Linked DNA regions of Homo sapiens: region 2 is linked to region 1. Evidence: chromatin loops called from intact Hi-C (ENCODE). Cell type or tissue: GM12878. All regions are shown on one strand. Each heading gives the region's core, and the rest is flanking DNA. Links, peaks and the distances in the headings are about the cores only.

The links. Peaks named below come from ENCODE experiments on the same cell type or tissue, not always from the same donor. Only the 100,000 strongest peaks of a DNase experiment are listed, where the experiment ranks them.
Region 2: it touches region 1 in a loop (2.8-fold over the local background); 2 of 110 quality-filtered maps call a loop at or near these places.

The regions. Positions count from the first base shown.
Region 1 is chr9:27,847,206-27,863,819 of GRCh38, forward strand. No RefSeq gene overlaps it. Among named protein-coding and RNA genes, the nearest start is that of C9orf72, 280 kb to the left of the region's middle. In GM12878, for the core only: no CTCF peak of the experiment used is centred there; no DNase peak of the experiment used is centred there.
Region 2 is chr9:27,784,154-27,800,767 of GRCh38, forward strand. No RefSeq gene overlaps it. Among named protein-coding and RNA genes, the nearest start is that of C9orf72, 220 kb to the left of the region's middle. RefSeq lists an enhancer at 4,720-5,221. In GM12878, for the core only: no CTCF peak of the experiment used is centred there; a DNase peak (open chromatin) is centred at 9,278.

The DNA of each region.
Region 1 (16,614 bases), core at 4,150-12,149:
TGCTATTTTGAATTGTGATTTTCTCTTTTTACACATAAGTTTTGGTCTCCCAATTAGCTTATATAGTTTATATATTTTCTGAGAGTAAAATCCCAGCAATATATATTCCCCTGTAGTATTTTCGTGTTGTAAATGCTGAGTGAAAGTGAAGGTGTGTTGAAAATTATAGTTTATGATTAGAACTGGTCATTTTTATTGTTTAGAATCATAGGAGTTTAGAGGTGAAAGGAAATTCTTTCTAATCCAAATATCAAATTTTTTAGTATAATATTCTGTGGCCTAGAGGGATTAACATTATATTTTTTTCAAGATACACAATTAGTTAATGGTTAGCCAAAAACAACCCAGTGCTGTCTTCACTAGACCAATGATGCCCCACACTGAACTACCCACTGAAGAGACCTATGGAGCTTTAAAAAATGCTGATGCAATTTTTTCATCAAGATCAATTGATTAAAAGTCTCTGGTTGTGGGCCCTCACATTTGTGGTTTGTAAAAGCTCTCCAGGTGATTATAAAATGCAGTCAAGTAAGGGAACTACTAGAATATGCTTTCTTCCTTTGTGTAACATACTAAAACCTAACAAGAAACTAGTTCTTAGTTTGCGGTCCTGTGCAGAGTGGCAGAGGGATAAATTTTTAATGCTTTTAGCACTTCTGAGTGGATTCCCATTTTTAACAGCACTCATCATTTATTATTTTTATTCCTTCTGTTGCTTTCATGACTAGAAGCTTATAAAGTTGCATGTATTACGACTGCCTTGCTGGTTATGGTAGCTCACAGAACCTGGGAAGGTGGCCTTTGTACTAAAGCAAACAGTACTTGATGTGCCTCTGGAGCTGGTCTATTTGCAGATTGGGCTGCTTGGCAGAGGGAAAAAATTTTCAATGAACATTTCTCTAATGTTACCAAATCTATTAGACTGCTGGCCTACAAATCTGTACCAGTGATAGAATTTTTGCAGGTCAGTAAGATATATACTTCATAAGACTGTGAACTTCAAGGAAGAAAGAAATTGTATAAATGCAAATGATTATTTTGGTTATACAAATAAGTGAGCCTAATATAGTAATAATTGCAATTAAAACGAAAGCCAGGTGCCATTGCGCTAGAGAGCAACACCTTCATAAAGAAATTTAGCAAAGAAATTATTACATGCCTTAACTGTAAGCTTTGAATAAGAACCAAATTTTTAAGGGGTTGTTTTTTTTTTTAGTTCATTAGACATAAATTAAACCAAATCAGGAGAATGAAGCGTCTCCTCCCTCTTACTCCCACATCACTGTGGGCCTAACCTTAATTTGCTGATGTTCGCAATATTTGTATAGTACTGCTCTTCTGGAACAAAACAATGCTACTGTGATGATTCAGGGAAAGAATTAGAAACTATATATTTTTAAAATTTCCCTTTTATGAGCAATTTAAATTGGCAGGGAAAATACAATTAAGCAATTTCAAAGGTATAATTTCATGGAGATTTAAACATCACATCTCTAAACAGTGTTTTTAAAAAAAGAAATTTGTAACTAAATTTTTGTATTATTTATAGTTCTAATCTTTGGGAGATAATGGTGAAGAAAATTGCCAAGAATGTGATTTTTACAAAGAACTATTTGAAAAGTCCCAGCCTAAAATGTTGAAACAGAAAAAGGTGAGCAACCAGTGATTTTGGAGGCAGAAAACAGTGGAGCCGTCCCCTTGGCATTGCTCTAAGGTCATTAACTAGGGGAGATCTGCAGGCTCCATTCCTCAGCTTAGAAGCTAGTGGCTCATGGAAAAAAGTCCTCCCTGCAAATAAGAGACTGTGCCATAGATACTACAGAAGGAACAGGGAATTACCAGGTATCTTTAACCCTTCCATTTTTACATCCTATGTTTGTAATGTTCCAATGCAAGGTTTCATTTTACACTTTTTTTCTGACAGCATCAAAGTTTGCTCCTATTTACCTGGAGTCTTGGGAGCCCCTACTCTTTGAGCAAGTCAGTTCCGTTGCACAGCTTTACTTGTTTGAAAATTATCCAGTGCATCAATAAAAATCTGATTCCAAATGTTTTTACCTGCTAGGCTGAAGTTGCCTCTCTTTCTAGGTCCACGTTTGGTAATATCAGGTTTGGGCTTGAAATCACCCACAGTATGAGTATTTATACGGAAGAAATCTGCAAGTGATATGAATCAGGAAATCTTTGGAAAGAGTTGGTTGTTAAACTTTACCAGCACACAAATACCTCTGGAGCTGAGCAAAACAAGTCTACCCCCTCATCTTCACAACGGTCTTTCAAACATATTTAAGGTTCCTTTCCCACTCTCTCCGAAGTCCGTGCCATACAAGGTAGGAAGGTCCCTGGGTGGGGTTCTTGCTGGGCGGTTCTAATTTTGAGCAAGTGGTATGTATATTTGTCGGTACGTGTGTCCTCATCTAAGATACACTGCTTGCTTCATTAAACTGTTTCAGAAATTAAAATAATATCTGCAAAGTGATTAGCATCGGACCTGCACATCATAAGACCTTGGACATTTTTAGCTATTATTATCTTTAGTGCAATGGTTTATTGAGTCAGTGAACAGCCTTTGCTTACTCTTATCTCCTAGCCAAAGAGTTTAGGGAAAAGTGCATCCTAACAATAGTTTTTACTTTTTTCCAAATTGCTTTATTTGACCCAAATTTGTACAATTTTGATTAGGTACCAAGGCTTCCATATACATTTACTTTCAACTTCAGATTTAATGTTGCATCCTATTCGGACACTTGAATTGTCAGGGTGACGATCCCAAAGACTTCCTTTTGTCTTACAAAGAGAGATCCAAACCATTTGAAAATGTTTGCTTGAACAGGACTATACCTTCGGGTTTGAGGAGAGGTTGTGGAGTGTGTGGTCATTTCCTATACTACCAACCCTTCTCTGGTCATTATTCTGTCTCTCAGAGCCTAACACACTTGTGCCTTTGTCCATGATTACTTACTCTTCCTCTCCTAATGTCCTTAAGGCTTATGGTACTCTCCACACCAAAAGGGGAACCCAGCTGTCGTTGTGGCGTGTCAGTGTAGTCACCAAGTTTCCCTCCTCCTCATGTACATGTCCTGTATAATCCTATCCTCTTGAGTGTGGGCATGAACTGTGAATATGATGGGATAGCACTCCCTTGATTAGGTTATTGTATAAGGTACAGGTGATTTCAGAAGAGGAGATTATCCTTCGTGGGGCTGGCTTAACCTTTAAAGGGATTGGATTTTTGCTGAAGTCAGAGATTTGAAGCATGAAACACATTCCGTGTGAAGGAGATTATCTGTTTCTAGCTTTGAATTATGGAGGGGGCCAATTTGTAAGGACTTAAGAGCAGCTTCTAAGAGCTCTCAGCCCACCAGAAATCAGAATTTCAAACACACAGCCTCTAAGAACTGAATTCTGCCAACAACCTGAGTGAGCTTAGAAGGGGAGTCTTCCCCTATCCTATAAAAGAAAGTCAACCCACCTGACACCTTCATTGTGAGATCCTGGGTAAAAGACCAAGCTTAACTACATTTGACTTCTGAACTACACAACTGTGTGAAAATAAATGGCTATTGGTATTGGCTGCTGTTTTTGGTTATTTTTTTAACGCAGCAACAGGAAACGCATGTACCAGAAATCATGTGCCCTCAGAATTTTCTTCTTCAGTCTAAACAGCTTTAATCCCATTACCATATTGCCAGCCTCTCTCAGCAGCCATGGGTGCCTCCTTCTCGATTCTTTCTGGTTTCACCAAAGTTTCTTCTAAATATGGGCTGTCTTTTCTCTACCTCTGGCTCAATATTCACTTGAATCACAGGTAGAATGTCTTAAAATGATCCAAGAGATGTTCCAAAATGAGGTAAATGAACTAAGTAAGACATAAAATTTTGAGGAGGCATGCATATGTTTTATCATCAACACAGAAAAATGTGAATCTGTTCTGAAACAAGGCAGATAGAAATCATTGAATAAAAAAGCCTCTGACCCATTCCTCTACTGAGGCAGTTTTCACACTGCCATGTGACTATTTCCAGCTGGGTCTAGTCTGTTAACTCATTGGGGGTGTGAGACTGTACTATTTTCATCTCTAAACTCCAAGGATAGGTGCTCAGTAAATGTCTTCTACATTTACCTGAAATAGAAGCACTTGCAAATGATAGGAAGTACAGCTTGCTACGGTCGATTGAAGATACTCTGCGAAGTTGAGAAGCAGCAGAGACAACTGTTTGGAAAGATGTGAGCGACTGAGGAATGCACCATGAAGTAAATACTTTTTCAGGATCAGAAAGCAATTTTAATGAAGCAGGAGGTGTTGGTGAACTCTTCCAGGGTGGGAGATGAAGAACTGAACAAAAATAAAAATGAGACGCCTTAGAATTTGCCGTAGAACAAACAAGACAGGATGTGATAACACTGATAGTTTAGAGCCACTCTCAAAGGATATTTTCTCTAGTTCAGAAGGGCACTGTCTTTCTTTGAGAGAAACTGGGTTATACACACAGACATAACCCGGGGGATTTGTCCAGGGTAAAATAGCCAAACTAATATTAAGAGAAGAAAATCTTCTCACAGTTGAAAGATAAATAGAACAAAGAGAAAGAAGTCGAAGAGCCTAGCCTTCTGTAGGGAAGTCTAGGCCTCCCTGCAGGGAACCCAATTAGTTCTCTCTCACTTGGGTTGCTAGTTCCTCAGAGCACAGTCTGGGGAACAATCATCTGAAGGAAGCAAGAAATTGAGAAATAACAGCAACCAAAACCTTAATTTATGTTGTTACTTGGAGTGTAGAGGCTGCACTAATACGTGTAAGATCAATAACAGTTTCACCATTCCTTAGTTGGGGAAACAGGATCAGAAGGTACATGACCTGCTAAAGGTTGCACTGCTGATAACTGATAGGGTCAGGTAAGGACTAGAACCTGGTCTAAGAAATTCTTTGGCATCAAATTATGCCAAATCCTGTGCTCTTTCAGAACATCAAATTCTCTCTCCAAGGAAGAACAAAGACTAAAAAAAATTTATATATTTTGAAATCAACACCCAAGCTCCTCAGATCTTTTGGGAGATGTGGATGAGTTATGTTTCTGGGAAAGTCATTTAATTTCTCTGGAAAAAAATCCAATAAACCATTCAACTCTGACAATCTTTGCTTGTCTGATTCTAAGAATTTATTGAGCACCTAAAATGAATAAAGTTCCAGGACTGAGACTATAGGAAATACAGAAAAACTATGACTCTGTTGTTGTATGTTCATTTATTTAACAGACATTTATTTAAAAATCCTTCTGTCAGGCAGGTACTAGGAAACACTTGTAGATACTAGTATATTTTCCTCCATCAGCCAATTATACAAAGGTTTGCACTGAAATTTGGCTCATAAATTCCCACCTACTTTGATGTCAATCCTGCATCAGTGATGTTCCTACAAATGAATCAGATGATGTTATCTATTTTACAGATTTCTTTCTGAAAGCAGTTACTTTCTAACTCAATGTTAAAGTGTTCCATTTACCTTGAAGGTACAGATAATGTTTGTATTTGTTTTCAATAGTTGCTAGGTAACAGAACACTGCCCACCACTTTTCATCAGAGAAAATATCAGACAATTTAAGATATTTGTTTTTTATTTTATATTATATTTTGGAAAGTGAGAAATATATATAATTGAGGTCCACACCATTAAAATTAAAAAGCTTTGCTAGGTAATTAATAGTGAATATCTGTGTGGTACAAAAAAACTGTCATGGTTACTCACTATCTCATTACAAAGTATTGTATCATTTCTATCATTTGAAATAACAGAATTTGCAAATCCATTTAATCAGGCAGACATGAAGTATTAAACAACCCAACATGCTGAAAGTGAACAAGTGAACAAGGATGACACTCACCATCGCCCCTCTCTCTGGTGGAACTCTCAAGATAGTTAGCTGACTATAAGTGATCCATATTTCTCTAACGTAAGGACGAGAAATTATAAATCGAAGTTCTAATATTTTCTCTCTTGTCACATTGTTCCATCTTACACTATACCACAGTCACCACTGCCCGTCTGCCATTGTCCTCCCTCCTCCCAGGTGACTGCAGCTCATTTTGGAGGCACCATTTAAAAACACATGCTAATTACAAAAATACTTAATAACTCACATAAGTGTAAAGAAATTAAACATAACCCATAATCTACCACCTCCGACGAATGCATATTACATAATTGGAAGTTTCCCATTTGTGGCAGTTAGTTGGTTTTGTGTGTGTGTGTGTCTGTGTGCAGCCTTTACATTTTTAAATCTCAACACTAATGTTAATAACTGGAATATTATTTTATTTCTGTTGGCTTCTTGTTACTATAAAGAAAAGCTATATTAAACATTTTATTTTATGTTGACATTTTATTAAATTTACTAAATTCTCTTGTTATTTATAGCAGGTTTTTCTTTTTTTGAGAAAGGATCTCTTTCTGTTGCCCTGGAATGCAGTGGCATGATAACCGCTCACTTTAGTCTCAACCTCCTGGCTTAAGTGATCCTCATGCCTCACCTCAGCCTCCCAAGTACCTGGCACTACAGGCACGTGCCTCCAGGCCTGGCTAAGTTTTGTATTTTTTGTAGAGATGGGGTTTCGCCATGTTGCCAAGGCTGATCTCAAACTCCTGGACTCAAGCGATCCTCCTGCCTCAGCCTGCCAAAGTGCTGGGATGACACGTGTGAGCCATCACGCCTGGCAGTAGTTTTTTTTGTTGTTTTTTTTTTTTCCACTAGAGTTTCTTGAATTAATTTTCTTGGTGTACAGTAGAATAATCAGCAAAATTTTTCTTTTCAATATTTAAACCAATGGGACAATTCTTTTGTTATACATTATTTAGTAGAAACTTTAAGATAAAAACAAATAATATAAATATATTTTGCAATTATAGTGTGATTGTATTACCAAACAGTCTATTAGTATCTATTGAGTTTCAGTCTTTGTCCTGGTAGTTTCACTACTTACTGCTGTTCTGTCAGTTTTTCATCTTCCTCTGTATTGAGATTCCTGTTCTGATACTTTTTTTAATTGGTCTTTTTTTCCCACATATTTTTCTTACAATGAGTAAACGGCAGGTGTAATCGCTGAATCCGTAATGGTGATAGGTGAATCATACTTGTCTAGGAATAGACCTTGAGTTCCACTCCTTTTCTCTCAGTAGTCCATAAATGTTATTCCAATTCCAAGTGTTGCCGATGAAAAGTCTGATTTCAGCCTGATTCTTTTGCCTATGTAAGTAGATTGTTCTGTCTGAAAGCTTTTAAGATTTTTCACTTTATTTTTAGAAATCATGAATTTTAATGTTAAGTGTGTATCTTCAGTTATCAAATTTTCTGGAACTTGGTTAGCCATTTTAATCTGAGACTCAAATATTTCTTCTGGAAATTTTATTATATTATGTGTTCAATATAGCCTCTCATTCATCTTTATTTTTTTCTTTTTGGAACTTTTTTTCTTTTTGGATCTCAGATGTTGGGTTTCCTAGATCTATGTGCCAAGTATCTTGTTATTTTCCTCCTGATATAAATCATGTATTTTTGCTGTGTACTCCAGGAATTTTCTTCTTCTTGGTCTCTCAGGCCTCTAAATAAGGCCTTAACAATGACTATATTCACCTTCGACGTATATGATAATTTAAACTTTTTTTTCTTCTTATTTTATTTATTTATTTTTGAAATGGGGTTTTACTATGTTACCCAGTCTGGTGTCTAACTTCCTTGCTCAAGTGATCCTCCTGCCTCAGCCTTCTGAGTAACTGGGATTACAGACGTGTGCTACTACTGTGCCCGGCTTTTTTCTTTTTTTTAGTTCCAAAATATATTCTTGACTCTTAACTTGAACCCTTGAATCTTCCTAAATATCTTGCTCTTCCTCCTTCCTCTTCTCTTTCATCTTCTCCGTCTCTTCCTCCTCTTCTATTGTGTTCCTCAAGTAACCCATTTTGGCTAGAGTTGCCCGGGTCAGAGTGTTTTACTTCTTCTTCATCTTTTGCATGGCATGCTCATTAAATGCAGTGTTTTCTTCCTTTACTGTAATCTCTTGTCCACCTACCAGGGTCCCTTAGTAGCAGTAACCTCTCGTGCGGTCTGGCAGCATAGTAGCAGTCAGGTTTTCAGTGCCACATCAAGGCCCTGAGAGAAAGCCCCTGACTTTATCTTCTCCAGAATTAGGGATAAGGAGTTCAGTGTTCCTGTTCAGCTTGGTCCTAGATCCCTGGAGAACAAGGTGATCAGGTATATTCATACTGGCTGAAGTCACCCTTTCCCTTGTGGTTCCATACCTGGCCCAACAAGGAGAAAGTTCACCAGCTTTGTGGGGACTCTGGCAGAGCCCTAACTCTCCTGTACACTTTAGTAGCCTGTCTGGCTTAAGAAACCTTAGAAAATGAAATGGAATTAGGATTGGAGGGAAACAAAATACTCCTTAAGCCTTCCTCTTCCAATAGTTCTCTCCTAACTTTTTTGTTAGATAGAGACTCCCTTATGAAACAAGAAAGAAAGAGTAGCAGAAGGACAAAGTTTAGTTGAGGAGGGACAGGTCACTCAGAAGTCCAGCCCTTGTCTCCTGTGGTTTCCAGTGTGCCTGATGTTCTCTGATGTCAGCAGCTCACCCATACCCCTCACACTCTTACTTGGATGCTAAAGAGTCTCTGTTTAAAAATACAGATTTGATTATTACTTAGGTATGGCAAGGCCAATAGATCAGATGACTGCCATTGGAAAGAGAATTTGTTCTTCTCACAGATCCCAAGAGAAGAGGGAACACTACACCACAAGGGTTACTAGGGGAAGCCTCTGGGTCAGTCAGGAGACCATGGGAGGCCAGGTTGCGGGGGATGTGGACAAGAACCTTTATTGTATGACGAGGAACAGCAAGGTAAGGTAGGTGTATTTAGGATTAGCTACTTTGAATAATCTCAGGGGAGCTCTGGGGCATAGGACTGTCCTTAGTTATCTGGTACCTGTCCCTTGGGTGATTAGGGCAGGGGATAGTGGCCTGGAATGTGTGAGCTGATAAAGGACATTGGGAGTATGGGCACTGGGTGGGCTGCTTTGCATTTGAAAGACATGCTCTGCTCTCTAGCTAAGTTGTTTTTACCTTTAGGTATTGGCTAACCCTGGGAGGGCCAGTCCCTTCCACAGTCAGCAAGACCCAAGATATTGAAGGCTCAGGATACAGAAAATAAAAAACGTAGTTAATTCAGTCTCCCTCCTAGCACTCCTGACCAGCTGTAGACAAAACCTCCTTATCTTGATTTTTCTCAGCATGCAGTTTAGAACATCTAAACAACAGCACGACAAAATGCTTTTCTATGTACTAGAGGACAGAAACAAAAACAGTACTATAGACCATAGAGAATACTGAGTAAAAGCAAGAATTTTGATCAGACATGGATTTGAACCAAAACTCAACTCTTAGTAACGCTGTGCTCTTGAGCCAGTTACTAAGCTCTCCAAGCTCAGTGTGATCATCTTAAAAATGGGAGAATATTGTCCACTTTATAGAGTTGTCATGAGGAAAAAATTATCCTGCATGTAAATGATTGTGGTTGTTATTAGAAAAATGAACAAATAGCATCAAACTAGGCTATTATCCGAAATAGTTATTTTGGGTCTTATTATACCTAACTTTTGTCCTCACACAGTTGGTATAAATTCCTAGATGCCTGGCCTGGTGTCCTTCCTTCACAGTTACTGCCTTTGTCAGAGGCATTTGAACCAGAGTGACTCCATTTTGAGTGAGGACTAGGAAAATGAGACTGAGACTTGTTGGGCTGCATTCTCAGAAAGTTAGGCATTCCTAGCCTCTAGATGTTTACAGTTAAGGGAACAAATTAAGAATGCTTACTAAACAGACCTAGACTTGGGAGTGTCCAGATATCCCAACATCTGGAGAACAAAGGCATTCCTATATTTGCTTTAAAGATAATAATATTGATTTCTGCAAAATATCATAATTAAGAAAGTTAATTATTTATCACAAACCCTTGTAGCAGAACACATCTCCCCATATGTACAAGCATTGTACCTAGGGTGGATGTGTTCCTCCTACTTTTGGAAATGTTCTGCTCTATGGAGTAGCCATTCTTTTATTCCTTTACTTTCTTAATAAACTGGCTTTCACTTTACACTGCAGACTCGCTCTGAATTATTTCCTGTGCAAGATCCAAGAACCCTCTCTTGGGACCTGGATCAGGACCCCTTGCCTGTAACACCTTCATTCCTGATCTTATCTCCAAGGTAGAGAAGGTACCTAGGGCTCCTGTCCTCTTCACTCATAATCTCAAAGGGGCAGATTCCAGAGCCTCGGACCCTTTGGATCTTTCTACCCAGTTCACTGAGAGCATTGTCTCTATCCTTGGTGAATGTCAGGACACAATGACATGAACCCCATTTTCAGGAGAGATCTGATCTCTAGTTAGTTTTGTCTCTTAAAAACCCAAAAACACAACTACCTTAACCCCTTAGTAAACACCACATACTATTTAGTGAAGATATAAAGAGTACTTTCATGTTTCTATAGTTTCTATATGTTACGTATTTATGGATTTATTATGCATTGATTCTTCCACTAGTTCATGTATTTATTCATCCAACCAGTGTTTATTAACTTTCTACTATGTTAAAACACTGTTTCAAGCCCCGAGGGTATAGCAATTAAAAAATGCTCTCTGTCCTCAGGGACATTCAGTTGGAACTTATAGCTAAATGACATTGAGTAAGTTATCACAAAAATTAAAAGTGGAATTGCAACTGTAATAATATGTGCTATAAAGAAGAGGTAGTGTAATTGCATCTTCCCTAAAAAGGCTAAGAATTTACTGGAGATTTAAAAGTGGAAAGAAGCCATGTAGGCAAAGGAGACTGGAGAGGAGAGAAGAGTAGGAGAGGAACAATGGCAGTGTTAATGCTTTGAGTAGTTGTGTGGCTGTTAACATAGAAGTTTCTGGAAGGTGGTTGTGGGATTGTTTACTTAGTTGAGGAAGAAAATTTAACACAAATCTAGAGCTCATGTTTTTCCAGAGTGATACCAATTAAATGAGATTATTTAATGTTTAAGAACAGAAAAAAATGCAATTCATGATTTACAGATGGGCTTTGACAGAGTGGCTCTTCTGGGGTAGTAAAAAAAAAAAACCATTGAGTGGTACTATGTATATTGCTTTCTTTCTTTCTTTTTTTTTTTTTTTTCTTTTTTTTGAGATGGAGTCTCACTCTGTTGCCCAGGCTGGAGTGTAGTGGTGCGATCTTGGCTCACCGCAACCTCCGCCTCCGGGTTCAAGTGATTCTCCTGCCTCAGCCTCCTGAGTAGCTGGGGCTACAGATGCTCGCCAACATGCCCAGACAATTTTTGTATTTTCAGTAAAGACAGGGTTTCACCATATTGGCCAGGCTGGTCTCAAACTCCTGACCTCATGATCCTCCCGCCTCAGCGTCCCAAAGTGTTGGGATTACAGGCGTGAGCCACCGTGCCCGGCCGTATATTGCTTTCTTTAGGTGTACTTTCATCCAGCTTAGCTGACAACTGTCCTGCACCACTTCTTGAACTTAGCCTGAGTTACCGTAATACTCTGTCTTAAAACTTGGAAACACATAGTGAGAAGTTCTCTTTCAGGGCCTCCATGTGAGGCTCTGTGGGCTTCCTTGGGTGCTGCCACACACTGATAAGTTTGGTTCTGGAGTTATATCGTCTGTATTAAGAGCAAGAAGACAATGACTGAGATGCAATCATGAACATATGTCATATAGAATGAATAGATGCAAGGATGCACACATTTAAAATACTTATTAGTTTTAAAAGAACCTATAGAATTAAGAAATACAAATATGTTACAGAAAAATGAAAACATTTCGGAGGTTCTCAATAGAACTTTTAGGGGATTTTCAGAGGTTACTAGCACTGTTTGTTGTGTATATAAAGTATATTGTGAATTTTCTATCATTAAAGCAATAAATATTCATCATAAAAGTTTTTGGAAAAAAACTGGAAAAAAGAGAAAGAAAAGCATTTCCACCACCCAAATATAACCGCTATTAGCATTCTGCTGTATCTTTCAAAATTATTTTTAATTATAGTCGTGTATGTGTAGTTGCAATCATATTCTCTACATAATTTTGCATCCTGTTTTTCATGATCGTTTATTATATGTTCCTGTATAATATGAAACTATTTATAAACTCATTTTAGTTGCTGTATAATGTTCCCAAGTAGTGATAGAATGGTTTAAATTTTCCAAGTGGTAGATTTCTTACCATTTTAAGTAATAATGCATTAAGTATCTTTGAACATTAGATTTTTTTGTTTCACTTTTCAGATTATGTACATAGCATAGGTTTACAAAGAGTTAAAATAGTGAAAAAAACAATATAAACATTAATAATGAAAAATGTATACACATTTTAAGACCTTGAATTATACTGGGAAATTAATTTTACAGAAATTTTATATCAAAAGATTCATGTAAAGCTTAAAATATTGGAAGAGCATGAACTCTCTATTCTCAAAGTGATCCAGGATAAATAGTGGAAAGTCAATGTAAATATCAATAGGAGAGAAAAATTTAAAATCTGTGTTCCCAATTCTGCTTTTGTGTTCTATTCTGCTTTTGCCTTTGTCCAGTGAGACAATATTGAAATCTCACACACAAGTAAACTTCAGCTCTGCCATAACTAAATGTGCCTGACTTATTTCCCGATAATTATTCATGGAACTTCTAGTGTGTTCTGTCCATCTAAGTCCATTCATCAATGCCAAGAGAAATGTAAAACTCAGGAATGTAAGTGAATACTTTGAGTTTCTCCATTCAGCAGATAATTCTTAAATTGTGTGAACTGAATCTGGTTCCTGGCCCAATCTGGTTTTGTCCTGATTCTTATTTCTGCGTACTCACTCTACTCCCTTTGCTAGTAGAAACTATTGTTTTGCTCTCATCAATTGGTCTTTGTAATTAAGTGGTACAAACATGGGGAATCTGATATCTGCTAAGTGGCAATAGTCAGGAAACCCGAATGTCTCTTAATGCTTGGACTCCGGCATGTTTGTCTTGGTGATTCTGGTTCTCATGACATCTGAGACACCCATTCTCTTTGCACTAAACTTACTACATTTATTCAGGCCATTGGCTGGTAGTCTCAGTCACAGGGTCTGGAAGTCACTTGTGTCACTTCCTATACCACTGACCATTTGTTTTTCCATTGCTGTTATAGTTTTCTGTGCTGTCTGTCTGGTCTGTATGAATCCTGGGAGCCTAGATATGATGTCCCAGCTGTGCTATCACTGTTTATATATGAAAGTCTATGAAATTTTCAAAAGGTGAAATAAAATGATGGGCTCACAGGTGTCTGTATTTTTTGATACGAATGTGAAACTAAAGCTCTCAATTTCCTCTGTCTCTATCTATAAATGAAAAAAGCTTTTTTCCCCTCAAAGAAGCCATGTTCAATTGTCTGTTCATATTTATAGCCCTTTTTGTTTCTGTGGCCAGATTCTCTCTCTCTCACTCTACCTTTCGGAAGTTAGTTAGCCATAATAATATGTCATCATTTATTTACACTGCAGAAATATCTTATTCAGACCAGATCAACTATTCAAAGAGAAGAAATGTACTGCATACAAAGATCAAAGGAATCAATGAATCGAATTAGTTTATATGGTTTGGAAAGCAAAGAGATCTGAATTCTGAGCTTGTTTTTTAAATCCTTATATAAAATAGCATGAATGTGTGTTAAAAAATGCAGATTGGGAATATTACTTCTGGCTTTTTTAGAGTTTTGTGTCCCCTCATTAAGTCTGGGGAAATCTGAAGTATTCTTAGAGCATGGCCTTTGCTCAACTCCCTGGAAAATAATAGAACAGTTTTATAGAAATTCACCAAATGAGCTAAATCAAAATGTGAGAAAAACCTTTGAGTGGCTAGAACTAAGTATAAATAAACCTTGGAGATACGCTTCTATATCCAGTTGAACAAGTGTTAGAGAAAACAGCTCCTCTGAAAGAGAAAGGAACAACCTCTAGCTATAAACTTCATATAGTGGAGTTAGAAAACTATTTCTGCACTAAGCTACCTACCGGAGAATCAACACCAGGGAAAGTGGCTTCTATGCTATAGAGGATAACTGCTCCCCAATTTTCCTTCCTTGATCAAGAGATTGATGTTTCCTTTGCTGTGTAGTGTACATGGTTTTCTAGCAAATACACTGAAATACATTTACCTATTTTGAAGGATATTAATAAATCACATTATGAAGGCTCTTAAATTCAAAGGAGCTCCTATTTGGACTGGCTTACAGAGTGTAATAAATATTTCTATAAGCCAAGGATATGAAAACTTAAGAATTTTTGAATAAGAAAAGAAGTTTAACTCTTTATGTTTTAAATGCGCTGGCTCTTTCAGAAAGCTTTATGTCCTTGTAGAAGATGTAACTCAAGGGGAGAAAAACTTGGCTGTGAGTTAAATTAATGGATGGTGTTAGGTTATGGCAAGTGATATACAGTTTGTTTAAAAAAACCCAAAACACTAAGAAAATATTAGTATTAAGACTTACTTGAAGAATCATCTTCACCCTGCTTTGTTTCAGAGCAAAAAAAAATGTATATTTTGGTCCACATAAAACTTGAGGCCATTTATCATACTTTTCTGCCCTATTTTCTCCGATTTCTTTCATTTAAATTCTTCAGACTCTCTAAATGCACCATTTTCAAACAATTGCAGTGGTTGACAGCAGTCTCACAACTGTTGGGTTTGATATTTGACCCTAGACTCCTCTAGTAAGAATCACACAGCTATAAGTACTGCCACATTCCTTTTTATAGTCAATAAGGAAACGTGGTTAACCACAACAATTAGCTGCTATTATTAGTATCTTACACAGCCTTAAAGAAATTCAGAGGACAGAGATAAAAATGGATATGAAATTAATGATGCAAGCTATGATCCGATTATTTTTGATGATACTACACAGAAATCATGACAAGATCTTTTAAATTTCACGCATTTGTTTTTCTTTCACTATAGTCAAACCCATTAAGGCCAGAGAGTGATGGACAGAGCAACTGATTATCATAAACAACACATTAGTGTCCCTTCAAAATGTACTCTCAGGCATGCATATGTGTGTATGACTGTGTGTTCAGATGGTTCTCCTGTGCTTACAAAATCAAAACCTAGCCTACACTTTTGATAAGGCCATCTTCCCTTATGTGTTCAAAAGCAACTCCCCTCCCTGATTAATACTGCCTGACAATAATCTACCTGGATGCATCTGCGACACTGGATAGCACCCATTGTATGAGCATTTCTCCCCTTTTTAAGAAGTTCAAACGCTGGAATATGTATCCACAATTTAAGGCTGACTAAGGCCCAGGGAGCAAATAAAGCAGCTCAAGCTTTAGAGGCCAAAATGACCAGTAAAAATAGCCCCGGGTCATAGATTTTCTCTTGACTATTTACTGGCCAATCATGATTAAAGTGTGCACAATGACTAAAACACCTTGATATGCCTGGGTATATACACTTCAGGAAAAAAATGAAACCATGACTAGCTTGGAGTCAAGGCTAATTGATTATCTAAAGATGACTGCCATTATTCATGGATATTGTTCTCTTGGTTACATCTAGGCTGAAGAGTAAACTACATAAAAGTTGGGTTCTAAGTGTTTCTAATGAATTTTTGATTGCCAATAGATTTTTTGGCTTCCTCTTCTGGCTGATATTGTTACTTATATTTTACTATCATTAACTGGATATCCCAAGCCAATATCCAGTTAATAATACAGAGTAAAGTCGCTGTGGTCACTCAAGCACCTCATTTGGCATCTGAGGTGGACTTAAGTGGGGACCGAAAAACCATGAAAAAATGGTGCGGACCTAGCTTAACTAAACTGCCACGGGTAGGTTATCAGCAGCCAGAACTGAGACAGAAGCATCACACTCCTGAAATAGCAGTATTTTTTAGAAACCCATCAAATAATGGAAATTGCCTTCCTCCCTTACTCCATCTACTGCTTAAGGGCAAGCTGTCCTCCTTGGTAGATTTTAGCCAATTAGCTTTGCAAAAAAACTCTGTTCAAAAGACTTTCTGCAATGTTTGCTTTTAAAGCTTTGCCTTTGCTCAGTGAGACAATGTATACATGCTTGGTCCCCCTTATATAGGAGTTAATTTTAGCTGTATTCTAAATCAGGGGTGGGCAGACTTTATTCTGTAAAAAGCCAAATAGTAAATATTTTAAGCTTTCCAGGTCATATGATTTCTATTGTAACTCCTCAACTCTACTGTTGTTGGCAAAAACGGGCACAGGATATGAAAATAAATAAGCATGGATGTTTTCTGATAAAAATCTATTTATGGATATTTACATTTGATTTTTATCTAATATTCTTCTCTCATAGAATATTTATAAAGTCAAAAGGAGAAGAATATTTTATATCTTTATTTTTGACCATTTAAAAATTGATAAAATTCTTAGCTCACGGACCATACAAAACAGGTAAAAGCTGGATTTGGCTCATGGGCTGTGGTTTGCCAAGCCGTGTTCCAATGGAATATTTCTTTCTGTGTTGTCCCTTGTCAGCCTGTGACATGTAGACAAAGATAGGGAAACAAG
Region 2 (16,614 bases), core at 5,839-13,838, 61 kb before region 1:
TTCCTTTAGCTCAGAGGAGCTTGTTATTACCCACCATCTGAAGCCTACTTCTGTCAATTCATCAAACTCATTCTCCATCCAGTTTTGTTTCCTTGCTGGCAAGGAGTTGTGATCCTTTGAAGGAGAAGAGGTGTTCTGGTTTTTGGAATTTTCAGCCTTTTTGCCCTGGCTTTTCCTCATCTTTGTGGATTTATCTACCTTTGGTTTTTTATGTTGGTGACCTTTGGGTGGGGTTTCTGTGTGGATGTCCTTTTTGTTGATGTTGATGATATTTCTTTCTGTTTGTTAATTTTCGTTCTAACAAGCCCCTCTGCTGCAGGTCTGCTGGAGTTTGCTGGAGGTTCACTCCAGACCCTGTTTGTCTGGGTATCACTAGCAGAGGCTGCAGAACAGCAAAGATTGCTGCCTGTTCCTTCCTCTGGAAGCTTCATCCCAGATGGGCACCTGCCAGATGCCAGCTGGAGTTCTCCTGTATGAGGTGTCTGTCGACTCCTGCTGGGAGGTGTCTCCCAGTCAGGAGGCATTGGGATCAGGGACCCAACTGAGGGGGTCGTCTATCCCTTAGCAGAGCTTAGGCACTATGCTGGGAGATCCGCCGCTCTCTTCAAAGTCGGCAGGCAGGAATGTTTAAGTCTGCTGAACCTGTGCCCACAGGCGCCCCTCTCGCCAGGTGCTCTGTCCCAGGGAGATGGGAGTTTATCTATAAGCCCCTGACTGGGGCTGCGGCCTTTCTTTCAGAGATGCCCTGCCCAGAAAGGAGGAATCTAGAGAGGCAGTCTGGCTACAGCAGCTTTGCTGAACTGTGGTGGGCTCCACCCAGTTTGAACTTCCTAGAGGCTTTGTTTATACTGTGAAGGGAAAACCACCTACTCAAGCCTCAGTAATGGTGGATGCCACTCCACCCACCAAGTTTGAGCATGACTTCAGACTGCTGTGCTGGTAGTGAGTGGATCTTAGCTTGATGGGCTCCGTGGGGGTGGAATTTGCTGAGCTAGACCACTTGGCTCCCTGGCTTCAGCTCTGTTTCCAGGGGAGTGAGCGGTTCTGTCTTACTGGCATTCCAGGGGCCAGTCAGGTATGAAAAGAAACTCCTGCAGCTAGCTCGCTGTCTGCTCATACAGCTGCCAAGTTTTGTACTTGAAACCCAGGCCCCTGGTGGTGTAGGCACCTGAGGGAATCTCCTGGTTTGCGGGTTGTGAAGACCATGGGAAAAGAGTAGTATCTGGGCCACAGTGCACCGTTCCTCAAGGCACAGTCCCTCACGGCTTCTCTTGGCCAGGGGAGGGAGTTCCCCAACCCCTTGGGCTTCCCAGGTGAGGCAACACCCCACCCTGCTTTGGCTCACCCTCTGTGGGCTGCACCCACTGTCTAACCATTCCAAGTGAGATGAGTCAGGTACCTCAGTTGGAAATGCAGAAATCACCCACTTTCTGTGTTGATCTTGCTGAGAGCTGCAGACCACAGCTGTTCCTATTCAGCCATCTTGCCAGCTACCCCATGTCTTTTTATCTTTCATTCATTCTTTCTTTCCTTTCTCTATTATTCCTTCATTTATTTCTTGCTTTATTGTACCTTTTTAACATATTTTAAAGCAATAGCTGGTTAAACATTTTTCAGAATATTAGTGCTCAAAGGGAACTGTGGCCTGTTCCCTTGAAAAGTGTGAATTAAGTAAAAGCAAGTATCTAGATCAATTTTTTTGAAAACTGGAAGCTGGCTATGAGCAAACACTAATACAAAAATCCCCTGTGGTTTACAAATCAAAGTGGTGGCTTTGGAGTCAAGTGATGAATGAATCATTTCCTTTACTCTATCTCACAAAGAATACAGAGGAATCTTAAGTCTACTGTTATAGTATTTCCTAATATCTGAAATGCATATATAAAGAAGACATAGTTGGAAATTAGCACAACACACACATTTGTTTAATGGTCTGTGAATGAGGGCCATTACAGAGGGAAATGCCAAGGAATATGTCCTGACAGTGGTCCTGTATATCAAGATATTAAAACAAAAGCAGTAATATAAATCTGGCATAATCAGAGAGATTAGTGACAACAAAGCCTTTAAATAATCAAGTGCTGTCATTTCTATTACATATTTACATAACATATGTTTTCTACTCTAAAGAAGAAAATTAGATCTTGAAATCTGAATGAAGGCTGGGAAAGGTAGTTGGAAGGAATAGATAAAAAAGGGTTCATTAATGGGTACAAAAATACAACTGGATAAAAGGAATAAGATCCAGTATTTGGTAGCAAAATAAGGAGACTCTAGCTAATAATAACATATTGTATATTTCAAAATACTTAGACAATCTGGAATGCTCTCAACACAAAGAAATGACAAATGTCCAATGTGAGGGTATCCCAGTCACTACAAACTGATCATTTCATGTAGTATGCTCATATCAAAATATCACATGTATGCTATAATAGGCACAACTATTATATATCCAAAACATTTTTAATAACATAAATTTTTTAAAAGCTACAAAAAGTTACAGAATATTCACAACCACACGTGACCAAAAAATACTGTCTTAAAAATCGTTCAGAGTTATTACTAAGCAAACAAACAATTACAACCCATAGCAAAAACAAAGAACCCTCCCCTCCAAAAAAAAGAAAAATCCTGGGAAAAATAAAGGATCTTGTTGACTGAGTTATCACATCGCAATATGGAAAATGTCTGGTTTTCAATGATTTTTTTTCATTTTTGTAATAATTCCATTGATATGTAATTCATATACTACACAGTTCACTCATTTAAACTGCACAATTCAATGTATTTTAGTATGTTTGTGGATGTGTGCAACCAACACCACAGTTCATTTTAAAGCATTTTCATCACCTCACCAAACATCTCCAGACCCTTTAGCTATCACACCCTATCTTCTATACCACCAACCCTAAGACATCATTAATTTATACTTCCTTTCTCTGTAGATTTGCCTATTCTGGACATTTCATATAAATGGAGTGATATAATATGTGATAGGCAGTCTTTTGTGACAGGCTTCATTCACTTAGCATTATGTTTTCAAAGTTCATGCATGCTATAGCTATCAGTGCTTCATTATTTTTTATGGCCAAATAATATTCCATTGTATGACTATACCACAGTTTTTAAATCATTCATCTGTTGATAGGCATTTGGTTTGTTTTCAACTTTTGTCTGTCTATTATGAATAATGCTGCTATAGACATTCATGTATATGTTTTTATGTGGACATATATTTTAATATCTCTTGAGTATATATCTAAAACTAGAATTGCTGGGTCATGCGATTTCTATATATAACTATTTGAAGAGCTCCCCGACTGCTTTTCAAAGTGACTTCTCCTCTTGTTACTTTTTCTCAGCTTTAGTGAAATATAATTGAGAAAATTAAGAAGTTATAACTTAAAACAAAATGTTTTCTCATTGATTTGTTGGAAGATCTTTTTTCTGAAACTCACTGATGCCAAATATAGAAAGCAAACATACAGGTTCTGTTCACAGGGGATGGAACTTCTGGGAAGTGCTGAGTACTGCATTCCAAATATGGTGCCAATAAATAGCATTTAATATTTTCTGAGGCTACATTAGTGATTTGCATAATTCAGTAAACTGGTTACCAGAAGATTAAATTAATCTGAACATTTCTTTTTCTGACTCATACTGTGGAAATATTCCTAAGTCATAAAACATAAGTATGCTTACTAATTTCAATGTAAAATTTTGTAAACCCTTGAGTGATAATTCAGAATATTTTAGAATATTTTTAAGTTGATATGGGTTGGCTCTGTGTCTCCACCCAAATCTCACGTTGAATTGTTATCCCCAGTGTTGCAGGTGGGGATTGGTGGGAGGTGATTGGATCATGGGGGAAGTTTCTAATGGCTTAGCACCATCCTCCTACTGCTGTCTTGTGATAGAGTTCTCACAAGATCTGGTTGTTTCAAAGTATGTAGCACCTCTCCCTTTGCTCTCTTCCTCCTCCTGCTGGCCATGTAAAACAAGCTTGCTTCCCCTTCACCCTTCCACCAGGATCGTAAGTTTCCTGAGGCCTCCCCAGAAGCAGAAACCTGTACAGCCCATAGAACTATGAGCCAATCAAACCTCTTTTCTTTATAAATTAGCCAGTCTCAGGTATGTCTTTGTAGCAGTGTGAGAATAAACTAATACAGAAAATTGGTACCAGAGAAGGGAGCATTGTCAGAGATACCTAAAAATGTGGAAGTAACTTTGGCAATGGGTAAAGAGCAGAAGCTGGAACAGTTTGGAGGTCTCAGAAGAAGACAGGAAGATGAGGGAAAGTGTGGAACTTTCTAGAGACTTGTTGAATGGTTCTAACCAAAATGCTGACAGTTATATGGACCATGAAATCCAGGTTGAGGTGGTCTCAGATGGAGATAAGAGACTTTTGAGAACTGGGGTAAAGGTCACTCTTGCTATGCCTTAGCAAAGAGACTGGAGGCATTCTGCCTCTACCCTAGATATGTGTGGAGCTTTGAGCCAGAGATAAATGATTTAGGGTATCTGGTGGGAGACATTTCTAAGCAGAAAAGCATTCAAGGTGTTACCTGGCTGCCTTTAGCTGTGTCCTCTCATATGTGTATGCAAAGAGATTACCTGAAATTGGAACTTATATTTAAAACGGAAGCAGAGTATAGAAGTTTGGAAAATTCGAGCCTGACCATGTCATAGAAAAGAAAAACTTATTTTCTGGGGAGGAATTCAAGCCCATTGCAGAAACTTGCATAAGTAAACAGTAGCTGAAGAGTGATAGCCAAGACAATGGGAAAATTACTCCAAGGCATTTCAGAGACCTTTGTGGCAACCATTCCCATCACAAGCGTGGAGGCCTAGGAAGGAAAAATGGTTTGTGGGTCAGGCCCAGGGCTCTGCTGCTCTGTGCAGCCTCAGGACATGGCCCTGCATCCCAGCTGCTCTAGCTCCAGCTGTGGCTAGAAGGGATTCAGATACATCTCAGGCTGCTGCTCCACAGGGTGTAAGCTGCAAGCCTTGGCAGCTTCCATGTGATGTTAAGCCTACAGGCGTGCAGAGGGCAAGAGCTGAGGCTTGGGAGCCTCCACCTAGAATTTAGAGGATGTATGGCAACACCTGGATGTCCAGGCAGAAGTCTGCTGCAGGGGCAGAGCCCTCATGGAGAACCTTTATGAGGGCAATGTGGAAAGGAAACACAGGGTTGGAGCCCCTACACAGAGTCCCCACTGGGGCAGTGCCTAGTGGAGTTGTGAGAAGAGGGCCACCATCCTCTAGATCCCAGAATGGTAGATCCATTAACAGCTTGCACAATGTGCCTGGAAAAGCTGCAGGCACTCAACGCCAGTTCATGAAAGCAGCTGCAAGGGCTGTACCCCTCAAAGCCATAGGGGTAGAGCTGCCCAAGGACTTGGGAGCCCACCCCTTGCATCCGTGTGTCCTGAATGTGAGTCATAGAGTCAAAGGAGATTATTTGGGAGCTTTAAGATTTAATGACAGGGTTTTGGACTTTCATGGGGCCTGTAGCCCCTTTGTTTCAGTCAATGGAGCTCCTTTTGGGACAGGAGCACTTATCCAATGCCTGTACTTCCATTGTATCTTGGAAGTAACTAACTTGTTTTTGATTTTACAGGCTCATAGGCAGAAGAGACTTGCCTTGTTTCAGATGAGACTTTAGACTGTGGACTTTAAAGTTAATCCTAGAATGAGTTAAGACTTTGAGGTACTGTTAGGAAGGCATGATTGTGTTTTGAAATGTGAGGAGGACTTGAGATTTTGGAGGGACCAGGGGTGGAATGATATGATTTGGCTCTGTGTCCCCACCCAAATCTCATATTGAATTGTTATCCCCAGTGTTGGAGGTGGGGACTGGTGGGAGGTGGCTGGATCATGGGGGCAGTTTCTAATTGTTAATCACCATTTCCCTATTGCTATCTTGTGAGAGAGTTCTCACAAAATCTGATTGTTTGAAAGTGTATAGCAACTCGACATTCACTCTCTTCCTCCCTGCTGGCCATGTAAAAGAAGCTTGCTTCCCCTTTGCCCTTCTACCATGATTGTAAGTTTCCTGAGGCCTCCCCAGAAGCAGAAACCTGTACAACCCGTGGAACTGTGAAATTTCTTTGTAAATTACCCAGTCTCAGATATATCTTTATAGCAGTGTGAACTAATACATAAGTGTAAAAGGTATTAAGAAATTTTTGAACTAACATTTCCTAGACTGTGAGTTTTTTGAGGGCATGTGCTATGTCTTATCAATCCAATTTTTCTTTCACTTATCCAGCCAACAAATACTTTTTTCATCTTATTTCTGAATTCTCAGCACCTTGCACAGAGCCTTGCACATAATAGATACTCTCCTGTGTTGTTGAACATATGAATGAATGAACAATTACTAGTCACTCAATGTGATAGGTAATATTAAACGTCAACTTGATTGGATTGAAGGATGCAAAGTATTGTTCCTGGGTGTGTCTGTGAGGGTGTTGCCAAAGGAGATTAACATTTGAGTCACTGGCTGGGAGAGGCAGACCCACCCCTCAATCTGGGTGGGCAACATCTAATCAACTGTCAGCATGGCTAGAATAAAGTAGGCAGAAGAAGACGGGAGAAGCCAACTTGCTGAGTCTTCTTGCCTTGATCTTTCTCTTGTGCTGGATGCTTCCTGCCCTCAGACATCAGACTCAAAGTTTTTCAGCTTTTTGACTCTTGGACTTACACTAGTGGTTTGCCAGGGGCTCTTGGGCCTTTGGCCACAAACCGAAGGCTACACTTTCAGCTTCCCCACTTTTGAGATTTTGGGACTCAAAGTGGTTTCCTTGCTCCTCAGCTTGCAGATGGCCTCTTGTGGGACTTCACCTTGTGATCGTGTGAGTCAATACTCCTTAATAAACTTCCCTTCATATATACATATATCCTATTAGTTCTGTCCCTCCAGAGTACCCTGATTAATAGTCTCATCAAGGCTTATTTTCCTCTATAGAGGCTTCCTTAAAGTTCTTTTTGTAGAAGTATGTTGAGAAATTATTTGACTATCCCTCGGCTCCAAACATAGTACTTTCCAATCCAGTGACACTTAAATATTTATTTGAAGAAAAACTTAAAACTGTCAAATGGGTAATAGTTGGGGAGGAGAAAGCTTAGGTCTGATAGCATGGAGGTCTTCAATTAACTAAAAGACTGCGTATGGGAGAGTCTCATTTTATATTGTTGGAAGGGTTTTAGTGAGGGCCAGTAAAAAGCTTCCAGGAGATTTCAGTTTATGGTCTAAGGAAGTCCTAAACTGCTTTGGGAGACAAACATTTCTACTCACTGGAAGTGACAGCTGGGTAACATGTTGAACAAGCTGAGGAGAGCATTTCAGCCTCAGATGGGTGATTAGAGTAGATGACTCATAAGGTCTCTTGTAACCTGAGAATTCTTTAGTTGAATGAAGGATAATACTGTCCCCCAACTAATATTCCATTTGAGTATAAGCACCAGCCATTTTAAAAATGTAAGTCTTTCCACAGCCTTTCTGAAAAAAAAAATTCTGTCCATATTCCCAAAGACTCAGGTAAATGAAAAACTAGGGAGAAATATTACTTGGAAAATACACCAATTTTCTCTGATTTCTTTCAATAGTTTAAGAAAACACTTAAGTTTGTCATGGTTTTAGCCAGTCTAGTATAAATTGTTAGTTGGTACTGCTCCTCCCAAAAGTGTATGTGGATGTGTGTTTGTTAGGGGAGATAGGGATGGTCTTAGGGGTTGGAAAGTTCTTCAGAGGGGAAAAGTCCATTTATATTGGTATTTATGGTTCTGTAAATAAGAAGTTACATGAGGCTAAGAGCTGTTGCTTTCTTTCCTTGACGAAAGACTTTTTCTACCCATCTATTTAAGCTCATGCATGTTAAATAAAGAAAAATAATTAGCTTCTGTGTGAATATGTTCAGCATATTAATCTAATTATGTTCGGAAGAACGTCATGTGAGTTTTGAGTTAATTATTAGCCAACAATATATGTCAATTCTTAATATTTAAACTATTATTCATTTGCAAATGATTATAAGCAAAAAAGTTAGTTATTATTGCTCAAAAGGCAATATTAAAAAGAAAGTAACATTATTATTTATAAAGTTCTATTCAAGCTCAATTTCTACATTAAATTGTCAGTGAAGAATTTAAATGGACTGCACTTATGTTTATTGCACAGCATAAACCATATAAGCAGAATAATCCCATGTGCTTCAAAATAAGTACCTACTAATGTAAAAGCACCTAAAGAAATACCTAATTATTTTTTATGAACTCATAATGGTACATGTAGTGTTTCATTATTTTATTGCTTCAATAATCAATTATTCTTTTACTTGTAAACTGAAAAAGGACATTGATGCAATTTCAGTGAAAACCATTCAAATTCAAACTAAATTTACTCACGTAATGAAATCAATGAATAAAGTATTACAAAATTAGAGAGATCTAAGGGAGCCAAGAAAAAGCAAATATAAATAGTCTCCTGGAATTATTCCAAAAGGTAGAAAATTAAGAAAATCCACACTTTTCAGTTGCAAAGACTAGTGCAATAGGAAGGAAAAACAACTACATGTGGCTTTGTGTTTCTGAGTAACAACTGTAATTGCTGACAGTTTTGATAAATGTAACAAACAACTTGATATAACTTAATAATCAAAAATACATATAAACAATATAAAAAATAATTATTTGATAGAAGTCTTCTACATCTTATTTTTCATTATACATCATTTATTATTTGTTTAAAAATGTCTTAAACATATATTTTTGTCTTTGTAATGAATTAAAGATACAGTGGGAAAAATTCAAGAAAGATTTCTGTTGGTAGTTTTGGTGGAGTAGCTTATTGCAGATCATTGCTATCAGTGAAGATAATTAAAAATGCTAATTTAAAAATCTGTTTAAAGAAATTAGAGAGCTGTTAAAGTAACCAGGTCTACAAGGGCCAAGATTGTGGAGAAAGGGGAACTGCAGACAGGTGATCTAACCTTCTGCAGCCACATTTGTTTCCTGGGGACATTTGCTTATTGGGGGTACAGGGCAAGAGGCTGAGAACCCATGATTTTCCTAGGCAGAGGGACTGTGTTGAGGATTGAGGATTGAAGTAACCAATAGAGTTTTGGCAAATCTTGTGGGGCTGGAGAGGCAAAATTGGAGACTTTGGAGTCCAAGATCCCAAAGAGAAGGGAGGAGTGGAGAACTGAGCCTGATAAAGGCTCGTTTCTGTTTTAATATGAATTTTGAAACTACAAGAAGCAGGAGGCCATGAAACCAAGCAGAAAGCCTCTGAAAAACAAAGCGAGTTATGTTAGCAGCTTCAAGGCACTGATGTGGAAAGATCAGAGTTTAGGAACTACCAAGTGAAATGGCCCTGGTGAATGCACTGATCTCAAGTCTGAAACCTAGGAAGCTCACACCCTAAGAGCAGAGGTGAACTAAAGGAAAAGGAAAATGAAGCCTTATCAGAATTACCAACCAGTTCTGATTCAACTCAGTAGTAGAGGAAAGAAAAGTAATTCATGTAGGCTCTCTCTCTCTTTTTAAAGATAATACCTAACATTTAATAAAATATTCCTAGCATGCCAAGATACAGGACTATAGCCTAAAAGCTAAGATTAAAAAACAACAATAAAAATCAACACACAACAACAAAAAGAGATGAACAGGTGATTTAGCTATTGGAATTAGTAGAAGGAGGACTTTATAATATGCCCCCAAGATAGAGGGAAAGATTAACAAAATAGATGAAGAGATGGAAGGACCGGGTGCGGTGGCTAATGCCATAATCCCAGCACTTTGGGATACCAAGGTGGGTGGATCATGAGGTCAAGGGATTGAGACCATCCTGGCCAACATGGTGAAACCCCATCTCTACTAAAAATACAAAAAAATTAGCTGGGTGTGGTGGCACACACCTATAGTCCCAGCTACTCGGGAGGCTGGGGCAGGAGAATCACTTGAACCCGGGAGGCAGAGGTTGCAGTAAGCCAAGGTCATGCCATTGCACTCTAGGATAGAGTCAGACTTTGTCTCTAAAAAAAGATGGAAGACTTCATCAAAGAATTGATATATATATAAAAGAATCAAATAGATATTTTATGTTAAAAACTCAGTAAACTAGGTATTGAACATATCTCTAAATAATAAGAGCTATTTATGACAAACCCATAGCTAATATCATACTGAATGGGCAAAAGCTGGATCTTCTCTCTCACCCCTCCTATTCAACATATTGTTGGAAGTTCTGGCCAGGGCAATCAGTCAAGAGAAAGAAATAAAGCATATTCAAACAGAAAGAGAGGAAGTCAAATTGTTTCTGTTGGCAGATGATGTGATTCTGTATTTAGAAACCCCGTCATCTGAGCCCCAAAACTTCTTAAGCTAATAAGCAACTTCAGCAAAATCTCAGGATACAAAATCAACGTGCAAAAATCACAAGCATTCCTTTACACCAACAATGGACAAATAGAGAGCCAAATCATGAATGAACTTCCCTTCACAATTGCTACAAACAGAATAAAATACCTAGGAATACAACTTACAAGGGACATGAAACTACCGCTCAAGGAAATAAGAGAGGACACAAACAAATGGAAAAACATTTCACGCTCATGGATAGGAAGAACCAATATTGTGAAAATGGCCATACTGCCCAAAGTAATTTGTAGATTCAATGCTATTTCCATCAAGCTACCACTGACTTTCTTCACAGAATTAGAAAAAACTACTGATCCATGGTGGTTTGCTGCACCTATCAACCCGTCATCTAGGTTTTAAGCCCCACATGCATTAGATATTTGTCCTAATGCTCTCCCTCCCCTTGACCTCCATCTCCCCACAGGCCCCAGTGTGTGTTGTTCCCCTCCCTGTGTCTGTGTGTTATTATTACTAAATTCTCACTTATAAGTGAGAACATGTACTGTTTGGTTTTCTGTTCCTGTGTTAGTTTGCTGAGAATGATGGTTTCCAGCTTTATCCACGTCCTTACAAAGGATATTATCTCATTCTTGTTTATGGCTGCATAGTATTCCATGGTGTATATGTGACACATTTTCTTTATCCAGTCTATCATTGATGCGCATTTGGGTTGGTTCCAAGTCTTTGCTATTGTAAATAGTGCTGCAATAAACATATGTGTGCATGTGTCTTTACAGTAGAATGATTTATAATTCTTTGGGTATATACCCAGTTATGGGATTGCTGGGTCAAATGGTATTTCTGGTTCTGGATCCTTGAGGAACTTCCATACTGTCTTCCACAATGGTTGAACTAATTTACACTCTCACTAACAGTACAAAAGTGTTCCTATTTCTCCACAGCCTTGTCAGCATTGATTATTTCCTGACTTTTTAATAATTGCCATTCTGACTGGCATGAGATGGTATCTCATTGTGGTTTTGATTTGCATTTCTCTAATGATCAGTGATGATGAGCTTTTATTTTCTATGTTTGTTGGCTGCATAAATGTCTTCTTTTGAGAAGTGTCTGTTCATATCCTTCGCCCACTTTTTGATAGGGTTTTTTTCTTGTAAATTTGTTTAAGTTCCTTGTAGATTCTGGATATTAAACCTTTGTCAGATGGGTAGATTGCAAAATTTTTCTCCCATTCTGTAGGTTGCCTGTTCACTCTGATGATAAGTTTCTTTTGCTGTACAGAAGCTCTTCAGTTTAATATGATCCCATTTGTTAATTTTGGCTTTTGTTGCCATTGCTTTTTGTGTTTTAGTCATGAAGACTTTGCCCATGCCTATGTTCTGAATGGTATTGCCTAAGTTTCCTTCTAGGGTTTTTTATGATTTTGGCTTTTACATTTAAGTCTTTAATCCATCTTGAGTTAATTTTTGTATAAGGTGTAAACAAGGGGTCCAGTTTTAGTTTTCTGCATATGGCTAGCCAGTTTTCCCAGCACCATTTATTAAATAGGGAATTTTTTCCCCATTGTTTGTTTTTGTCAGGTTTGTAGAAGATCAGATGGTTATACATATGTGGTGTTGTTTCTGAGGTCTCTTTTCTCTTCCATTGGTCTATATATCTGTTTTCGTACCAGTACCATGATGTTTTGGTTACTGTTGCCTTGTAGTATAGTTTTGAAGTCACGTAGCGTAGATGCCTTCAGCTTTGTTCTTTTTCTTAGGATTGTCTTGGCTATATGGGCTTTGTTTTGGTTCCATATTAAATTTAAAGTACTTTTTTCTAATCCTTTGAAGAAAGTCAATGATAACTTGATGGGGATAGCATTGAATCTATAAATTACTCTGGGCGGTATGGCCATAAAATATTTTTTAATCCAAATAGCTCAAAAAATGGTGATGTAATATTATGTATTCATTAATAAAAACGAAGATGATTACATTCATTTTTGTTGAAAATACTTTTCAAAAAATATATCTTCTTGGGAAAACTATTGCTATTACCTCAAGGGATGTGAACAATATCTTCATCTTATTGGATGTTTTTACTTCATAATACATGTAATTTGGAGGCACTTTTCCTTGGCGGCAATAGCACATTTAGTTTTTCATCCATTGAAGCACATTTATTGATTTCCTCCTATATACCAGACACTGCTAGATTAAAAAAATAAGTGTAAACAAAACAAACATATTCAATGTCCTTATAGAATTTAGTGTAAAATGGGAATATAGACATTTACATGTAATTGTAACAAATATGTGTTTTACAAAAGGACAACTTCAGGGTGCTCCAGTAATAAACAGCAGAATGGAGTATAAGGAAGGGTGATGACGATGTCCCCTAAAGAAGACAGAGTATGAGGGAAAATTTCTACGTGAATAGAGATGGGGGAAGGATATGTATATTTTGAAAGAGATGACTGGATTCAACAAAGCCTATTTCACATAATCTTAAAGCCTCATGCAATAAAATTTCAAAAAAAAAACCAATTTTTTTCTAGAAATTTAAGGTGTTAATATACATATGTTATCCTTCCATAGGAAGTTTGACTGTGTAAGCTAGTGAATGGTTCACATGTCATATAGATATAAATTCCATCCTGATAAACATACTCATTTTTTGAAAGGATTTTAGAAAATTTATTGATCAGAAGTCATAAGAATGTTACATCCTAAATAAAAAAAAATCTTTAAAATTTGATTTAAGAAAGGCTGTGTTGAAAATACAATTTGCAAATATCTCTTTGTTTTAAAAAGCAGCATATCGTAGGCTATGAAATGAAAGTGAGAAATGTGCAGGTACAAATGAAGGGAAATATTCCACATACTACATTCTAGGGCACAGTGTGGGTGGATGTCACACCTGACCAAGCCCTCTGGGCTGCACAGTGTGAGGGTACTATTTACTGTCACTGAGACCAAACAGTGCTGTCAGCTCGCTCATAGTTCTGGCAACAAGCTTCGGTAGATCTCAAAGATCTCAATGCAGCCAGAATTCACAGGACTAAGACCTAGTATAACAGCATGACAACAAAACTCACATAACTTCAAAATATCAAACATTTTTTTTTTTTTTTTTTACTTTTTAGAGTCTTCAGGTAGTTGTTTTTTATATTTCGTCAAGTAGTTTTACTTATAATCAGAGAATAATATAGGCCACAGTGGAGTTTTCCTTCAATGCTGGGGGAGAATCTCTACTTCCTTTTGAAAAATATCCAGGGGCAAGCTGAAAAATACCTTTTTGTTGTCTGATTACCAAGAAAATGAAGAAGGCTTTCTGATTTGGAGAGGATGGAGGAGGAAAATAATTGTCATATGGGCTCTGGGAAGCCTTAGGGAAGGGGGAATATAAAAGATTCAGGCACAGCTTTGCCTTTGACTGCTTTTCCTATTTCTTCTTCCCGTCTCCAAAGAAATTTACTGATTTTTGCCTGTGAAACTATTTAAAGAAACTCTGAGCCCTGCATTTTCACAAAGGATATAAATTTGTTCTTCCAAAAAGTCTATTGCCCAAATTTGAAATTGTTCATTCAGTTGGTATATTGCCCCTGCAGGACTACTCTTTCATTCTTAGGGTGGGAATTGATTTTTCTTCTCTTATTTGTCATGTGAGAGTACTAACTATATTACAACATCAGAATTTTCACACATTATTTAAAAACCTGTTCTCGACGTGAGAAGGTCTCGCATAGGCTTGTCTATACCAATGTGTAAAAACCTCAGGTTGCCTTTAAAATTGCGAAGGCAAGCTATGTTCCTCATTAAGTACACAGACTAATATCTGGAAAGTGACAGCTTTCTACAGACATTTTCCAGAATTTGAACTTTTCTGTATTTAAAGTGATTTTACCCTAACCCCTAAGTTTCTGCACACAAATTAATGGATCCTTTAAATCTATAAGTATAATATTGGCTTATAAAAATACATCTAGACATTTAAAATTATTGAGGATGTTGTTGAAATTTATTTGTATAAGTAAATGCTTTTTAAATAAGCATGTCTAAATATTTATACTCACTTGTTTGCGCAAATTCCACATACATTAAAGTTAGAATGACAATTTAAAAACTGGTTTTGGAATTGAAATACTAACTGATCTATACTTTTAGATTTATCTTTACATATTCAAATCTATGTTCTATTCAGTTCCTTGTCCACCCCCTTCCTCCCCACTTCCTTTGATTTTCAACTTTCAAAAGGTAGACTATTCAAACTTTTATCTGTTCGTAAAAAAACATGGAGATATCCAAAATGGAAAATTAAAAAATAAAGTATGAAGGCATTTCCATAGTATTATTTTTTGAAACGGCTTGTATGAATATAGCACAGACTGGAATTCACAAAAAGAAGGGTCAGAAGATGCACAGGTCTCCTGGCCTCTCAAACTAGTGTTCCTGATCACAGCTGGACACATCCTGGGGACAGGATTGTATCTAGAAGGGTGTTTCCACCCCTTTGCTGTACATTTTTATAGTGCAACTGTTAGAGTAGCCTTGCCACTGGAGACAAATATTTTGAGATAGACTGCCAAATAGTCTGGGCTTGAGTGCCAGCTGCTTATAGGAATTACTAGAGTCTTTGGGAGACATTGAAGTCAGGTATAAACCTTCCTTCTGTGGGGAGGGCAGCCCCTAGTCTCAGCTAACTGATTGCCAGTCAACCTAGAGAGAACTGTCAGGGGCTTTAGACAACCCCGCTTATCCTTCAATACCTATTTTTAACAAACTATTAATTTTAAAAATAATTTTAGACTTACAAAATCCGGTCAGGAGTATGCTGTATTAACATGTCTTTAAAGGTTGGCTTACTCCCAGTGCTGGTTCTTGATCAGAATTATTTGAGGTCAGGGATTTACCTTTATACCATCCATTGGACTTAGCACAGTGACTTGCATGATGGAGACATTCAGTACATATCATGAAGTTAATGAGCAAATGAGTATCACTGCCTGAAGCTTACTCATCATGACCTAGCCTAATGTTTCAGCATGTCAATACCATTTTTAGAATTCAGGTGGTGTCCTGATGAGTCTTTAGTTTCACAACAATATAAATTCATAGGCAAAAATGGAAAATAGTCCATGCTTTTTTTTTAAAGTGAAATCCAGTAAGTAAACTATAACTTGAGCCATTCTTCATACATAATACAGATTCTGCTAGATATTGCCACCAGCACTACCTCCTCCTCCTTTTTCTTCTTTTTTAAGGAAAAAGCTAACTTAGTGAGATTATCAAGAAGTTAGATACTCAACAAATTTCACTTGGCCCCTCCACTTAAATGGATGAGATGTGATTTAGATTTTTTCAATGATTCAAGTTACAAATGTGAAGAGATGATGGGTGAGCTAAGTTAGGATGATCAAAAACACTGCTGAGATTTCTCTTTCTGATAATTGGGTATATACATTTGTAAATGGTGTTGCTGTCTCTGCCCAAGACATGCTCTCTCTCTCTCTCTCTCTCTCTCAATCTCTCAAAATCAACAGCTCTGTCAAAAACATTTGGAAAGAAGCTCCTTTGAAAGGAGTAAACAAGGCAGTGAACCCATTAGAAAATCTGTTTCCAATATAGAACTCACTATCTACATATAACTATTAAAATAAAATAAAAATTCAATTTCTCAGTCATACTAACCACGTTTCAAATGTTCAATAGTCACATGTGGTTAGTAGCTACTATATTGGACAGCAAGAACATTTTCATTATCTTAGAACATTCTATTGGACAGGGCTGCATTTAAAGCTACTTGTGGGACATTTGATGTCATTTGAGGACTAAACAAATGATTGTGAAATCAAGCATTCTGAGATCAAGCAGATCTGTCATTTGGTTAAGTTTCAAAATTGTAGTTTAATTCTGCTTAGGTTCAATCTGAGTAAATAGTCATAATGGGTGTGAACTACTCTAAAGAGTCCTTTCTACTTGAATAATACCAACTTTTCCATTTGCAAGGCCACTTGCAAATGGACAAATTTCCAATGTAGGTCTAATATTCCATAAATAAATTTGTGACTTTAGTCTATTCCAATACTGTTGCATTCTTCATGGTTCATTGTAGTTACATACTGTGCTTCAGTCTCACTTATAGCTCTACATTGCTGTATCTTTACAATGTTGTTTCTGGTCCATAAAGATTATTTTTCAAGCCCAGCTATCTTTTTTACTTTACCTTTTCATATTTTTATCTATTATT